2 separate regions of the Homo sapiens genome follow, and region 2 is linked to region 1. Evidence: chromatin loops called from intact Hi-C (ENCODE). Cell type or tissue: adrenal gland. All regions are shown on one strand. Links, peaks and the distances in the headings refer to the core of each region. The heading gives the core; the rest is flanking DNA.

Region 1 (8,449 bases), core at 3,895-6,394:
AAGTACCTTTGTCTCAGATCTCTCCCGGGAGTCCCCGCTAGCTGAGAGCAGAGCGGTGTTCCTCAAGGTCTCCTTGACAAACCTTGTTTACTCTTAGGCTCGATGACCAGCCGAAAGCAGATGTGTTGGAAGCTCACGAAGCGGAGGTGAGGGTGACACACACGTGTCCACAGATGGCCCCCCCTCTTTTTTCCCTTCCCCATCTCAGAATGCGCAGGGGGCTTGAGGGTGAGTGGGTTCTGGACTTTGGCAAGGGCTGTCCCAGGCACCCATTGCAGAGGTGCATGTCAGGGAAGAACGATGAGGAATGCAATGGAGCAAGCTTGTCCAAGCTCTGTCTTCCCCACACTCCCCAGGTGATTGTAGCCAGGGTCAAGAACCACTGCCTTGACCCTTGAACAAAAGTGTCAGCCAAGGCTGGATCCCTCCATTGCATTATGGCTTGGAGAATGTTAACAGACTGATTTACTCCTGCCCAGGGGAGAGTCAGAAACTCTGTGTTTAAACAAGAGTTCCAGAAGGATGGATGCAGTGAAATTCTTCTATGCCAGGGATGCTCTTGCTCTTTCCTGGACAATTAGATGTTGCTCACAGGTAGGTATTGGAGTATTAGCATGATGAAGGGCCTCAGGTCACCGGGGCCAGCCGCCACATATTGTGGATGAGGACATTGAGGTCCACTGATGCTAAGTGAGCTGCACAGCAGGCCAGTGCAGAGCTGCAACTACAACCTGGGTCCCCTGGCAGGATGCCTCTCTCCCCTGTTACCTGGCTAGGGCTCCAGGAGAAGGAAGAGACGTCGCAGAGCCCAGATCTGCTGCCCATCCCTGTTCTTCCTGCTCTCCTTTCAGGCTGAGGAGCCAGAGGCTGGCAAGTCAGAGGCAGAAGACGATGAGGACGAGGTGGACGACTTGCCGAGCTCTCGCCGGCCCTGGCGGGGCCCCATCTCTCGCAAGGCCAGCCAGACCAGCGTGTACCTGCAGGAGTGGGACATCCCCTTCGAGCAGGTAGAGCTGGGCGAGCCCATCGGGCAGGGCCGCTGGGGCCGGGTGCACCGCGGCCGCTGGCATGGCGAGGTGGCCATTCGCCTGCTGGAGATGGACGGCCACAACCAGGACCACCTGAAGCTCTTCAAGAAAGAGGTGATGAACTACCGGCAGACGCGGCATGAGAACGTGGTGCTCTTCATGGGGGCCTGCATGAACCCGCCCCACCTGGCCATTATCACCAGGTAACCAAGCCCTAGGACCTCATGCTGGATGGCCAGCTCAGCCTCCCCCTTCCCAGGGAGCCCTGTTTGTGTGGATGCCCTAGAGGGTGTGGAAGTTCTAATAGAGGCATAAAGAAGAAAACCAAAAATGGGGTATAACTTCCTAATCACATAACCGCATTGACACTAAAAAATAAATAAATATGGGCTGGTGCAGTGGCCCATGTCTGTAATCCCAACACTTTGGGAGGCCAAGGTGGAAGGATTGCTTGAGCCCAGGAGCTTGAGACCAGCCTGGGCAACATACTGAGACGCTGTCTCTACAAAAAAATTAGCTGGGCCTGGTGGCAGGTGCCTGTGCCTGTGGTCTCAGCTACTTGGGAGGCTGAGGCAGGAGGATCGCTTGAGCCCAGGAGGTCAAGGCTGCAGCGAGCCAAGATCATGCCACTGCACTCCAGCCTGGGTGACAGAGTGAGACCTTTCTAAGTTTACAGAAGATCAAATGTCCATAAAAGGTACAGAGTGAAAGCCAGTCTTCTCCCACTGCAACTGAGCGCTTCTCCCCAAAGTCAGAGACACTATAAACAGTTAACATTCCTTCTGTTAAAAGGAAGACATTTGCATATACTCACGTTTTTAAACTGTTTATTCCTTTTTGTAAAAATACAAAGGAGAGATCATGCTGGCTCACACCTTGCCTCCTGCACCCGATTGTGGGTCTGAGGTCTACTCTCTTCTAACACCTGCACAGTATCCCCATCACGTAGGCTGAACCCAGTGGTGTGCTGGTAAATGTGTAACAACCAGTTTTGGGGCAGTATGGAGGGAAGCCCTAATTTATAACATCCATCACTTCCTGTGGTGTAAATACTCTCACCATGGTCAATTTCAGACTACCAATGTTATCTCCTGGAGTGGAGTAGAGTTGGGAAGAGTTGTATAATCAAGAGCTGATCACTGGTGGTCCCGTAATTTATTTACAGAACAAGACTCCATCTCAAAAAAAAAAAAAAAGTAGTTAATGAAAAACAAAACAGGTAATTAATTAATGATAAACTAGACAGGGTCTCGCTCTGTCACCCAGGCTGGAGTGCAGTGGCGTGTTCTTGGCTCACTGCAACCTCTGCCTCCCAGGCTCAAGCAATTTTCGTGCCTCAGCCTCCCAAGTAGCTGGGATTACAGCCGTGTGCCACCACGCCTCGCTAATTTTTATATTTTCAGTAAAGATGAGGTTTCACCGTGTTGGCCAGGCTGGTCTCAAACTCTTGACCTGAGGTGATCCGCCCACCTCAGCCTCCCAAAGTGCTGAGATTACAGGCGTGAGCCACTGTGGCCTGCCTGAAACAGGAAAATATTCATTAACAAAAAAATCTTACTTTGTTTAGAATACGCTGAAGAAAAGTGGGACACAGATAAGGAAATCACCAACCAATATTCTCTACCCCTTGCCTGGTTTTCAAAGGCTCTGAGACTCCAAGAATATTTTCCTAAAAACATAGTCCCTTCCTAAGATAGCTCCCTTGGACCCACATTCTCTCTGGGTCCCTCCTCACCCGGGGTTTTAGGAGTTGATGCAGGTGGCGACCCCAGAACTGAAGCTCCTTTTCCAGTAGTCACCTTGACGCCCCTAACATCTACCCCACCCCCTTTCCCTCCTTGCACACTCCTTTATTGTAATAAAAACCCTGTGATCAAGAAAAAATGAAAACTATAATGAGATTCTTGACAGTGAGCCCCAGAGCCTTGATGTTGCCTGTTGATGCCCTTAAATTAGCCAAGTTCTTCCCCATCAGAGTGGTCCTGCCTTGAACCCACCAAGCATGGCTACTCTGAGTTCCTGAGAGCTTTGATGCACTGTTTCCTGTTGTAGGATGGGCAGGCACTGGCTCTCAGGGAATGGGGGTTTGTGTGCGTGTACGTGTGTGGTGTCATGTGTTTCTGCACGTTCAGGCCAGGCCCCAGCAGGACTGGGCTGGGTTAAAGAAGATTTGGCTCACAGTCGAGGGGCTGGAGAGAGTCCTTGCAGGCAGACGGGCACAGTTCTCCCCATGGGCTCCACCAGGGTTGGGGTCAGGCCGCACCAGCCCCAGACTTGTGCTTGACCCCCACCACCCTCGACAGCTTCTGCAAGGGGCGGACGTTGCACTCGTTTGTGAGGGACCCCAAGACGTCTCTGGACATCAACAAGACGAGGCAAATCGCTCAGGAGATCATCAAGGTGAGGGGGTGCCCAGCTGCTGGGGGTGGGTTTCTGGCCGGTTCCAGGGCTCTCGGCTGTTCCTCTCGCCCTGTTACTCCCTGTTAGGGTGGTTTGGGCAGCTTTGCCTCTCCTTCTAGCTCAGGCTCCTCAAGGGTGGGACCCCATCTCTTCCTCCCTGTCTCTGTCTCATTCATTCAGAGCTGGGAGCTGATTGTCCACATGATTAGGCTTGATGGAATTGACTTGGTTGGGAAGGAACTTGGCAGGCTTTAGAGGCCAGTTTCAATCCTGGTCACACCCTTTGTGTGACCTTGGGTAGGTTTAGCCTCTCTAAGCCTCAGTTTTCTCCCCTGTAAAATGGGGATCTTCATATATCCTCCCTCTCTGGATTGGTGTGAGGTTAAAAACGCGATAATCCATGCTGTGGGGTACACAGGAGCCCTGGGTCTGGTGTTTGAAGACAGCTTGACCTTGGATGAGATCATGCCTATGTCAGGTCACCCACGCTCCATGCACCTGACTCATCAGTGTTAGTTCAAATAGAGCATTGGTTAGAAATCACCCACTGCCACCTCTTCGCTTGATAGGTGAGGAAACCAGTCTTCAGAGAAGTTGAGCACTGTGTCCAAGGCCACAGAGTGAGTGAGAATCTGAGCTGAGATGGAGTTCAAACCCCAGATTTCTTAGTCCAGGGCTCCTTCTACTACAGCTCAGACATTAGGAGCACTCAAAGTTGGGGACCCCGCTGTGGGAATGCCTCTCTGTTCCCCCACCTTGAGCCCTTGTCCTGCCTGAGAGCACAGACCAGCTGTGCATATCCTGACAGAAAACCCCAGCTCATTTAGGCCCTTTATGACTGTACACTGATAAATCTCACTGTCCCTGACCCCCCGGCTCCCTGCCCATCACCCTGTTCACACCTCCTACCTTAGCCAAGGTTAACATGGTTGTTTAGAAGCATGGTAACATTAAAAGAGCATAGACCGGTCTGGGATCAGATCTCAGCTCTGCTTCTTCACTGCTGTGTGGCTTGGAGCAAGTGACTTTCCCTCTCTGAACCTCGATTTCTTCTTCTGTAAAATGGGGACAATATACTGCATGGAATTGTGAAGATCAAATATGGGGATTTAGGTAAATCATCCAGCCCAGGGTGGCACCTCCGTCATCGTTGCACATCTTCACTCCTCCTGATGTGTCCTCCAGGGCATGGGATATCTTCATGCCAAGGGCATCGTACACAAAGATCTCAAATCTAAGAACGTCTTCTATGACAACGGCAAGGTGGTCATCACAGACTTCGGGCTGTTTGGGATCTCAGGCGTGGTCCGAGAGGGACGGTGAGTTGGTCTTGAGTGTCTGGGTGGGTTGTGGGTGCTGGATGGGGAAGAGCAGGGCTGAGGTCTGGGCACTTTCACTGTTTGTTGCTGAGCTGCAGCCCTCCCTGCAGGGAAGCCCAGGTCGCTTTGGTCCTGCCCTCGTAGTTCTGGTTCAGAATCAGATTTGGGTCGCGTTTGGATTCTCAGGCCGACTTCCACGGAAACCAGGTCCCCACACTCACATTTGCCCTGGCTGTTCACCCGCTTGGCCAAGGAACCAGGTCATTTCCCCACGATGAGGAAGAGTGTCAAATTTTATTTCCCCAAATCTTGAAGGGATTGGCATAGGGAGAAAGGCCCCTCCCCTCACATCTAGGGGAACCCAAAAGGGAGCATGGCAGCAAGGCTGCAAGGCCAGCCCCAGCCAAGTTTGAGATCCACAGGCAGATCAGGGTTCCTGGTTAGAGAGGCGCCTCATTCTCCAGCAGAGGGAGCTGGGCACCTTCACCAGCAGCTCCCTGTCAATATTTATCCATTCTTGCCCTGCTTTTCTAGAAACAACCGGTCATGACTCCTTTGTAGAATTCCTCAAAAGCACCGGTGCCTTTCCCAAGTGCAGGGTCAGTGTTCTGGGTCTGGGTGTGTTTTCTAAGCTGTGTGTGGGTGTTCTGCCGGCCCTGGGGCAGACCTGTGCCAGGCAGGCCTCTTTGCTGCCTGCTGAAAGGCCTGTGTCCTTGTCCCGGCTTCCTGGTCTCCAGGCGTGAGAACCAGCTAAAGCTGTCCCACGACTGGCTGTGCTATCTGGCCCCTGAGATTGTACGCGAGATGACCCCCGGGAAGGACGAGGATCAGCTGCCATTCTCCAAAGCTGCTGATGTCTATGCATTTGGGTGAGTAGGCCCCTGGTGCCCTGAGGCCAAGTGTGGCCAAAACAGAGGGCCCTGGTGGCCATTGGGGGCAGAGGGAGGCATGCTTTTAGGTGTTGAAAACCCAGGCTCTGGAGTAAAAAATCAACCTTGAGTCCTGGCTCTGCCGCTTGTTGAGTGCATGGTCTTGAGTCCTGGCTCTGCCGCTTGTTGAGTGCATGACTATATCCTTGACCTGGAATAGCTCCTCCCAACAAGGTCATTTCATGAGGACTAAATCAGGTAATTGTGTGCAGTGCTTAACACTGGCTGTCAGCCCCACCCAGCTGATCTGGGAGGATGCTCACCAGAGCTGACCAAGAACTGCTCCTCCCAGTCTGGGGGAGCTGGATATCCTGCCGGCTCTGCTACCCCACAAAGACCTGGGTGCTGACCAGTAGCAATATAATGTGAGCCCGATATAGAAGTTAAAGTTTTCTAATAGCCACATTAAAAAAGAAATGGATGAAATTAGTTTCCCCTGTTTATGTTTTATATATTATAAAACGATATATTTTATTTAACTCAATATATCCAAAATATTATTTCAACATGTAATCAATATACAAATTAATAAGATATTTTATATTCTTTTTTCCTACTAAGTCTTTAAAATCTGGTGTGTTTTCTGCCTAGAGCACCCCTCCATTCAACTGTGCACATTTCAGTCACTCAGTAGCCCCCCTGTGGCAAGAGGCTCCCACATTGGACAGTGTGGGTCTGATGGAGAAAGTCCCATCCCAAGTGAAGAAAGCCAAGGGGACGTAGAGAGGCCAAGGAAGGCTCACCACCCCGGTCACCTGTGCTGTATCTGGGTATCCTTCCCAGTGGGGTGGCCTTGGCGCCATCCTTCCTCCCTGACCTTTAACTGTATCCTTTCCTGAGCACCCATGTGTGCCAGGTGCTGGGCTTGGCAATTTAGTACTCCTCAAACAACCCTGTGACAAGAGACATTAGCCCCACTGAGGTGAAGCAGTTTTACTGGGATCTTGCAGCTAGAAGGTGGCAGAGCTGGATTTGTGCTGAGGTCAGAATGACCACCAAGGCTCCGGTCAAACCTGCGCTGTCTCAGACTTCCCACCCAACGAGAGCACAGGGCCCAGGTCCTCTAGGGCTGGGAGGAGCCTCCAGGAGCCCACTGTAGCATCCCCTGAAGCCAAGTGGGTGAGGAAGGCTGGAGAAGGGTCCTGATCCTCTGGCTGGGCTATGGCTCAAGGGCCCCTGGGCTTGAGCTGGGCACAGCGGCCCAGGAGCTCACAGACATGGCTGGGTCTCTGCAGGACTGTTTGGTATGAGCTGCAAGCAAGAGACTGGCCCTTGAAGAACCAGGCTGCAGAGGCATCCATCTGGCAGATTGGAAGCGGGGAAGGAATGAAGCGTGTCCTGACTTCTGTCAGCTTGGGGAAGGAAGTCAGTGTAAGTAGTACCTGCCCTGGGTGGAGCAGTAGGGCTGGAGGTGGGGTGGGGCATGTGGCATGGCTGCCCTTCACTCACCCACCTGAGAAATGGGGTCGGTGAGGAGCTCTGCCACCTGCACGTGTCTAGCTAGAGATGAAAATGATATGCATTGCCCGGGAATGGGGAAGGAACAGGGAGGCATAAATAAGAAAATATCTATCCTCACCCCACTGCTCACCCTTTTCATTCCTTTCAGTCTTTTTTTTTTCTTAAAGATAATGGTTTTCATTGATTTATGAGATGAAAAGAAAGTAAAGCCCCATGTTATTTACATGAAAGAAGATAATTTTTTTTAAAAAAATCACTGCTGAAAATACAAATAGTTGTGCTATGCTGTGGTATTAAATCTTTCCTCATAATGTTTTTCTTGACTATTAAGAACAAATCAAAGTTTCCACAGCAAACTTGTTTTCAAAAAACCAAGTCTTAATTATAGTGGCCGACTTCTCATTTCTACATGGTTTCTCCTTAATGGATTCTCTGTGTTTGTAAGTTTTGTCAGGCTAAATAAGAGAGAGAGGCTCTCAAAAGATGTTTATTTGGAAATAGAGCGTTGCACTGGGAATATGCATGCCATGGTGAATGGCTTGCTTATTCAGGGAGGTAAAGGAAAAAATGAAGAGGATTACACAATTATTTTGACATATTTAGTAGTTTTCCCTGGCTACAGAGATGAGTAACAAGAGTGATGTCAGTCCAAGGTTAGACAGGTTGTTTGAGGCAGATGTCCTTGTAGGAGTATTTTTGTATAAGGTTGCCATGGCCTTCGTACAAGGTTGCAGTTTTTGCAGTCTTTAGTGGTAGTTTTTGTTATCAGACATACAAGCCCAAGAAGCCTCTCTTCATGGCTTTCCCAGGCCCGATTTGTCAGAGTTTTCTTCACATTTGTGACTCTCTTTTGATTCTGACAGCTTTCAGTTTCCTTTATCACAGCACAGTGATATATAAAGAAACTCCAGGGCTTGGTGTTTTCAGTGCCATCAGTGATAGCCATGTGTCCATGAATCAGATAGGATTGGGACAGAACAGCCTTGATGTTAATAAGCAACTCCAGTCAGTATTTGGGCAGCATAACAATTGAAGTCTTCAGAGGGACCACCCAGCACTTGTCCAGGCTAAGATACAAACAGGCTGTGAGCTTCTTGTTAAGGTCATGAACATTGCTGGCAGGATCACTGTCTGTCTGCAGACTCTGTCTGCAAATTTGCAGTGATGAATTCAACCTCATCGTCCTCCAAGTTCTTAATAGATGGTAATATTTTTCTCAATTGACTGGTGGCAAGCAGCTAGGGCGTCTTCAGAAGGCTCACTCAAGATGACATTATATCTGATCTACTTTATTCCACAGTAGTATATGTCA
Region 2 (7,606 bases), core at 5,107-7,606, 150 kb after region 1:
AATACCACGTGAAAAATGGGAAGATTAGGGTATGCTGGGCCCACATTCCCACAGGGCACCAGCAGCTGGGTGGGAGCTACTATTACCCTTTTGGCATTCGAGGCTGCTCCCTGAGATCAGCGAAGCACACAGTAGGCCCTCAGCAAATCTGGGCTTCTCGCCCTTTGGTCCTCATCTCTGACTTTGGTCCCTCTTTCCCTGACTCCCTCCCCTGTGGGTGAATGGGGAGGGAAGAGCTGGAGGGAGACCGCACCCCTGCACTGCTCACCAGAGCCTGGCTCTTTCCCATCCCATCTTGGCAGGGCCCTAACCCCCTTGCCTCATCCCCCTGCCTGCCTGGTCTCTCCCTCTTGCCCTTGCCTCTGCCTTTCGGCTTCTCCTTGGCTCTATTAATGCTTCTCCTCACTGCCCGGTGCCTTTTGTTTTAACAGAACCCCCGCACAGTCCCTGTTCAGCCTGCCTTCTCCACGGTGCCATTCTCCCAGTCTGTCTGTTTCCCACCCAGGCCCAGGGGGCGCAGACAAAAAGTGAGTTCAACACAGAGGCCCTGGGTGGCCGAGCAGACAGTAGGAAGGACCGAGGGTCTGAGAGGCTGGCCCCAGCCAGCAGGCCACTCAGGGCCTACAGGCCCCATCTTGCCCACTCAAGAGTTCCCTGTCTGTCTGCCGGGCACCCAGAGCTGGGGACCTGGGGGTCTCCCTGAATTCTTCATTCCCCCTTCTTTACGTCTCTCCAAGGCACCAAGAGGCCCGAAGCCACCGACATGGCCCAGGCCTCCGGGATTCCTCACCATGACGACAGGGGTCCAGTTCCCCACCCCCCACACCCAACCACTGTCACAGTGGTTCTTATAAGCACTTAAGTTCTTATAAGTGCTTCTTATAAGCAAATCTGATCACACCCTCTCCCTGCTTAAAAATCTTCACAGCCCCCAGCCCTTCAAATAAAGCCCAAATTCCCCAGCAGGGCATACAAATTCCTCCCAGTCTGACCCCAATCAACCTCGCTGCCTCACCCCTAAACCACAAAGCTCACGCAGCCTCTGCAGCTCACTCAAGGCCCTCTCGGGCCACCATGTTTTTGCATATGCTGTCCCTGGTCCCGGAAGCATCCTCTGCCAGCCTGCCCCCAGCACACGCCTAATTGCCCTTCCATGCTCTGCCTAAATGTCGCTCCTCTGGGAGTCCTCCCCGCCTGGAATATTGTTGGACGCTCCCCCATGACCCCACAGAGTCTGTACGTATCTGTGCCATGCCAGTTCAAAGCACCCCATTGTAACTGTGTTTGCGTTGTCTGTCCCCGTCACTCCACCCCCATCTCCCTATGCCCATGAGGCTTCAGAGGGCCGGGACTGTGCCTTGTTCATTTGCACTCAGTGAATGAATGTGGAATGTGGTTCACACAGCCAGGGAGAATGGGATACCAGCCAGGGCAAGAACAGTCTACTGGGTGGGGCAGGATCCAGGACAAGGAGGTGAGCAGCCCTTCCTCTGGCCACTCCAGTAGTGGGGACTGGGAGGAGGGGCGCTTTGTCTATGCAGTCTTCTTACGGCTCATCACGGTACAGACAGGGCACCTGCCTCCTGCCACGCTGACTTCAGGACTGGTCGAGCCCCAGGGAACATTTGCAGCGCAGCCCAAATTTGGCCCTGGCCCTGGGGAGGATAGAAAGTGTGCTGGATACAGTCAGACAGAACTGGCTGCCACTTTGGATTTGATGCCTTCCACCTGGGCGAGCTTGGGCAAGTTGCTTAATCTTTCTAAGCCTCATTACCTCACCAGGGACACAGGAGCTGAGGCTGCTTCCCTCATTGGAAAGCAGTGAAACCCAGGAATCAGCCCACAGTAGGCCTTCAACAAATACCACTTCTCACCTTAGTGGTAAAATATGGCACTGGAAGTAATGCTCTTGGCTGTGGGAGCTACAGAGAGCAATGAGGTCTCTATCAAACCCAGCCTCCTCTCTCTCAAGAGGAACCAATGGGGATACCCTACCCCCCAACCCCAAAGCCCTGTGCACCTGGGGGTAAAAATCTGGGTGCCACGGGCTCAGGAAGGCTTTCTTGGGAGCAAGAGGGAGGTGGGTGTGTCCGGGGAGGCATTTCTGAGCACAAGAGCCTCCCTGGAGTTTTGCCACCATCTCCTCCCATTCTGTGGTGCCCGCGATAACCACTATTCTGACTCTCCTCACCCCTCCAGCCTCCCGGCGTGTGGCCTGCCAACCCGGCTCCCATTGTAAGTCTCTTGCTTTCTTTTTGGATCGTCCTCATTTTGGCTTTTCTGGGCTCATGGAGGAGGCAGGGCCAGGCATTGGGCCTCTCCCATTGGGAGTGGGGAGGGCACAGGCCAGGCCCTTGACCATCTGCCCGGCCTGGTGAGGTTGGGGGTTGGATGTGGTTGGCTGGCCGTGATGAAACAACCTGAGTTGCCACCCCGTGGGCAGCCACGGAAGACCATGCCCCACATTCACTTCTGTCACCTGCAAAGGGAGGCTAGGCTGAGAGACGTTTCCCCGAGAGGAAAGATGGGCCAGAGCCACCAGCGTCCCCATCTGTCTTCTCCAGGGTTCTAACCTTTGCCCCTCGCTCATCCCCTTGAGAGAAGAGACACCTGGGCCCACCCTCTGTGGGGTCTGTGGGGCCATTGGGCTTGTTACGCCCCCTGGAGGGTGCCTGCCGTGTGGCGCCCTCTGGTGGGAGCTGGTGGTTTTCACACGTGAGAGCCTGGGTGAGACCTGGTTTCTTTCTTCCAGACCCAGACAGTCATCCACACAGTGCAGAGCGCCCCTGGACAGATGTTCTCTGTAAGTCTACAAGTTCTGGTCAGTTCACAGCTGCACAGTGTCCTCCTTCACCAAGAACTAAATTCCCTAGAGCGCTAGAGTTGGGAAGAAAGCGGTTTAGCAAGGAGGATGGGGACACTAGGGGCTGAGTGCTTGGCTCAGGTGACATGTGGCTAAAGCTGTCCTTGGGACAGCAGAGATTCTGGAAGAAGCAGGATTTATCCAGTGGTGGAAGAGGCAAGCCCCCTAGAGACCGGGAGGGAAACTGGTCTGTCTGTCACCAAGTGGGGAGTGCAGTGGCCCCAGCACCCGGATGTGAGGTTCCTGGCCCTGCATCCTGGGTCCCCAGGATGTCACTACCGATCATAGGCTTAAGCTCTTCTCCTGCTGGTGCAAATCAGGCCGGAAGTTTAGCGTTAGTGGGGCTGCCTGCAGAGGGGTTGAGGGACAGGTGACCGTGGTGGAGTCCGGGAACACGGCAGGAAGTTCCAGGAAGGCTAACATGAAAAGGGAGGTGGATGGGGGAGTCCAAGGGCCAAAGGCTCATGAGGTCAGCCTCACAGTGGAGCCCCTCTAGAATGCATGGGTGCGCGTGGGTGAGTGCTCGCGCACACATGCGCTCTCCCATTGAATTTCCTGGTTTCTTTTCAGCAGACTCCCGCCAACCCACCTATGATGTACCCCCACCCCACCTATGTAAGTGATTTCTCAGGGAGGGCGGAGGTTCTGTTTGTGGTGGGCAGGCTGGGGGTGAAGGGCCACTTCGGGGGTATCCACTAGCCTTGCAAAATGAAAAGCGAAGGGCTTTCAAAATGGTAAGCTGAAGGGCTTCAAAGCTTCCCAGCGAATTAGAAGACTGTGGAGAGGAGCTTTCAACCTTAAAACTGTCGTGTCAATACGAGCGCATTGCATGGCTCTCCCTTTTCACCCCACGAGATGAGTCTTTTTGTGTTTGGCCAAAGTTCCTTTCATGACACTAATCTAAGCCCATTAATATGAGGAGCACTGGAAAGTTTTCCTTTGGCTTTTATGGAACCAAGTACAGATATCGTTGGTTTCTTCTTAGCTGACAGCCCAAATTCATGGGACCTGGTACAATCTTCCCTTTTGTGTGGTGGGCTGCCCTGGCTGCCACTGGCTGACCCATGCCTCTCCTTCTGAAAGCCGACGCCTTTTGTCACCATCATTCCGGGAGGGCTGTACCCATCCAAGTCCATCATCCTGTTGGGCACTGTCCTGCCCAGTGCTCAGAGGTAAGCTAAGGGCTCCAGTTGACCTCTGGGAAGAGAGAGCCCTTCAAGGTGATTCCAGCCATTCCCCTGGCTTTGGGCAGGCTGTGGATGACGGGGAGGAAATAAGGCCCAGAACTCAGTGGACAAAGGTCCAGGTGGGCTGCCCACCCCAGGTTCCACATCAACCCGCACTCTGGGAACCACATCGCCTTCCACCTCAATCCCCGTTTTGATGAGAACGCTGTGGTCCACAACACCCAGATCAACAACTCTTAGGGGTCTGATGAGAGGGGCACAGCTGGGGAGAGGTGGGGAGTGGGCAGTGAAGATGAAGCCCCATGCTCAGTCCCCTCCCATCCCCCACGCAGCTCCACCCCAGTCTCAAGCCACCAGCTGTCCACTCCTGGTGGGAGGTGACGTCCTCAGTCCCTCCCCTCTGACCTTTAACCTAACTCTCACCTTGCACCCTGCATCAACCCTTCACCCCCTCCTGGAAAGCCAGCCTGATGGCATCCCACTGGCCTCCACCAACTGACCAGAGTGTTCTCTTCAGGGGACTGGCTCCTTTCCCAGTGTCCTTAAAATAAAGAAATGAAAATGCTTGTTGGCACATTCATGTGGGTTGACCGTGGCTTCTTTAATTCATTTGGAGACATTTTGGAGTCTGTGGAATCGGGCGGCGGTGCTGCTGAGAGGAGTGGGATGGGAAAGCATGGACTCCCTTTGGGCAGGGGGTCCTGACCTCACACCTCCTCCCAGAGGGTCCCTCACAAATCCCACGAGGGTGTTGGAGAAAGCAGGCTGGGGCTCTAGCCTTTTGGGCAGGAGTCTCGGACACAGGAAGGTGGTAATGGGGGACACCAGGAAACAGCCCCATGCCTCCGAGATGGGAGAGGGGCTGGGGCAGAGCCTGTGAGGGCCACAGCAGGGTCAGAGCTGCCTCCTCAGACCTGGCGTCCCAGTGGGAGGAGGTGGCTTGGGGAGGGGGGTCAGGAGAAGCCAACCCGAAGCACCGTCTGGGTGTGTGTTCCATTGTGGGTCTCTCCGGCATTAGGGGTTAGGGCTTGCATAGGAAAAGTGGCTCAGTGTTCATGTGTGGGGTTCTGCCAGCCACTGGGCCACTGCCAGGAAGCCCGACTCTGCATCCAGGTGATGCCAACACATCCTGCTCAGCCCAGTAAGAATCCAGTTCCTCAGGCCCCATAGTAGTCCTCAGAGCAGTGGCACCAGCTGCATCCGGGAGTTTGTTGGAAACGCAGCATCCCGCGCCCCACCCGACCTGCGAGGTCAGAGTCTCTGTTTTCACAGGACCCCAGACGAGGTGCGCACATTAAAGCTGGAAAGCCCTGGTCCGGGAGCGGACTCCTGGCCTTGTTGCTGAGATGCACGGCTGTCGCGCAGGGCATGGAGCTTTCCTGGAGCCTGAGGTTGGCACTGCCCCTTCTCCTGCCCCTGAGATGCTACTGCTAGAAGGGGAAGGTGGCGGGCAAGGGGGTGAAGTCGGCCAGGGCACCCAGGAGGCAGAGGCCAAACCTAAGCTGGGAGCCGTGTGTTGCCAGGACCCCAGTGGCCGCCGCTGAGCTCCTTTTTTGGTTCTGACCAGGAGAAGGAAACGGGGCCCACTCTCCTAAGAAGGCTTCCTTGGCCTGCTCCAAACCCAAGAGGGTCCCCAGTCCCTCAGGCGAGGATGCTGTGGCCCACACTCGCCTCGACACGCTGCCTTCCCAGGGACCACATCCGTACTGGCCAAGGCACAGTCTCGCATGAGACTGGTGGCCCCAGAGCAAAACGCTTTCTAAGACAGTGTCCAAGAAGAAGCTCAAGGCCTTCCTCGAAACACTGGCCTTATGCGACAATCCCACCCTCACCAGACCCCGTTTCAGATACTTTGTGTGGGAGGCAGGCCTGCGCCCCCTGCCCTACCACAGGTCTTTGGACCAGCACGAAGCTCCATCTGCTGCTGGCACACCTGGCAGCCATTTCAGAGGAGCCATGGACTGGCTGGGGTGTCCCTCTGTCGGGGATCTGTCCAGGCTGTGACACCCACCAGCTCCCCACTCTGAGAAGAGCTTTCCCTACAAAACACCCACACACGCATACAGTGTGATTAAAGTAAAATGCAATTCATGTAAATATCTCCATCAAGGAATCATACAGGGAAGACCCAAGTGGCCATGGGGAACAGACTGGGTGTTAGTTTTTTAAATACAGAGGCATAAATAACTGTACACAAGGCAGTTAAATACACAGTGGTGCGATAGCACCTCCTGGTGGTCACTTGAAGTGGTGCACTCAGCAGCAAGTTCCATCTTTCACCCACTTGCCAGGCCTGGCATTTAAGATTTTGTCTCCAAGGGACCAGGGAGGCCCCAGTTTGAGAGAGGAGGCTCCGATCAATCCAGGGTGCTACTTGTTAGGAGGTCAAGTAAAGGGCTTGATGGGGAGCAACGTTGAGGAAATAAGACTTGAGGCTGGGGGATATCACTTTCCTCCATCTCCCCAGGCCCTGTGACCTCAGATAATGCAGAGCTGGCTCCATCCTTAAGTTCTGTGCCGGCAGCTTTAACCCCTCCTGTAGGCCCTCAGAGCGCTGACATCTCCAGGCTGCTGGGCTGCACCGCCACCCTGTCCTTCTTCGCCTCGTAAGGAAATACAGCACCAAAGATATCTTCGTGATAGCGCTTCTGGCTCTTTTAGGTAAAAACAGAGAGCAACGTGTCAAGTCCAGGCTGGGATGAGCCCCTGGGGTTGCCCAGCTTCCCTATCACATGGACCTTCATGAGCCATCTGTCTTCCCAACTGTTATACTTAGATTGTGCTTGAATCTGGTTTAGACCCTAACCCTGCTCAGCACCTGCTCTGGTGCGGGCCCTCTAACCATCTCCAAAGCTTTACTTAGCATACCCATTTCCTGCCCAGCGTTCATCCCCCACCCAAGATACTCCAGGAAGTGTGAGCTCTGAGATAAATATGTTTGGGAAATGCTACGTCCTTTCTTTCCTTCCAGCCTTGAAGGGTCCTGATGAACAGCAGCATACTGAAGGCTCCCAGAAGTCTTGTAGTAAAGCAACGTGTTTGCCTTGCCTTAACTAAGCATGTCCCAGGCTATTCGACCTTGGAATCTTTTTGATGCCAACTGTCTACCGACCCACTGAACACATTTGGGGAAATGCCTGTTATCTCCTCACTGTTCTTCAAACACGCCAGCTTAACTCCCACCCCCGGGGCCTTTGTACCTGCTGCCCCTCCAGAACAGCCCAGAGTGTTTCCTTCAGTATCCACAGGGCTCCTCCTCACCATCTCAGGTTTATTCTCAGATGCCACCTTCCAGCTCTGCCTTCCCTGGCCACCCTATTTAAAATTACACTCCCCAGCGTTCCCTGGGCTGTTTCCTGCTGTTTTTCTCTGAAGCACTACACCTCTTTCTTGTCTGGGTTTGTCAGCCCCAGTAGAATGTAAAGAATTTTTGCCTGATTCATTTACTGCTCTATCCCTAGCACATAGTAGGTGCTCAATAAATGTTCAGTTGAACGTATGAATGTGTCTTAGGGAGAGTATGGAAGTGACAATCACAGGCTTTGGAACCAGAGAG

Evidence for each region. Peaks named below come from ENCODE experiments on the same cell type or tissue, not always from the same donor. Only the 100,000 strongest peaks of a DNase experiment are listed, where the experiment ranks them.
Region 2: it touches region 1 in a loop (5-fold over the local background); 41 of 110 quality-filtered maps call a loop at or near these places.

What each region holds. Positions count from the first base shown.
Region 1 is chr17:27,604,583-27,613,031 of GRCh38, forward strand. It overlaps KSR1 (kinase suppressor of ras 1), which reads left to right. Exons shown (of 21, transcript NM_001394583.1): 13 at 98-146; 14 at 852-1,231; 15 at 3,332-3,428; 16 at 4,614-4,747; 17 at 5,485-5,616; 18 at 6,912-7,047. It also overlaps the pseudogene ITM2BP1. Among named protein-coding and RNA genes, the nearest start is that of LGALS9, 22 kb to the right of the region's middle. In adrenal gland, for the core only: CTCF peaks have their summits at 5,212 (motif pointing right) and 5,411; no DNase peak of the experiment used is centred there; H3K27ac peaks cover 932 bases.
Region 2 is chr17:27,750,650-27,758,255 of GRCh38, forward strand. NOS2 (nitric oxide synthase 2) reads right to left here. Exons shown (of 27, transcript NM_000625.4): 27 at 6,117-6,704. The coding sequence ends at 6,597. It also overlaps the pseudogene LGALS9DP. Among named protein-coding and RNA genes, the nearest start is that of NOS2, 46 kb to the right of the region's middle. RefSeq lists an enhancer at 5,267-5,767. In adrenal gland, for the core only: a CTCF peak has its summit at 6,280 (motif pointing left); a DNase peak (open chromatin) is centred at 6,393.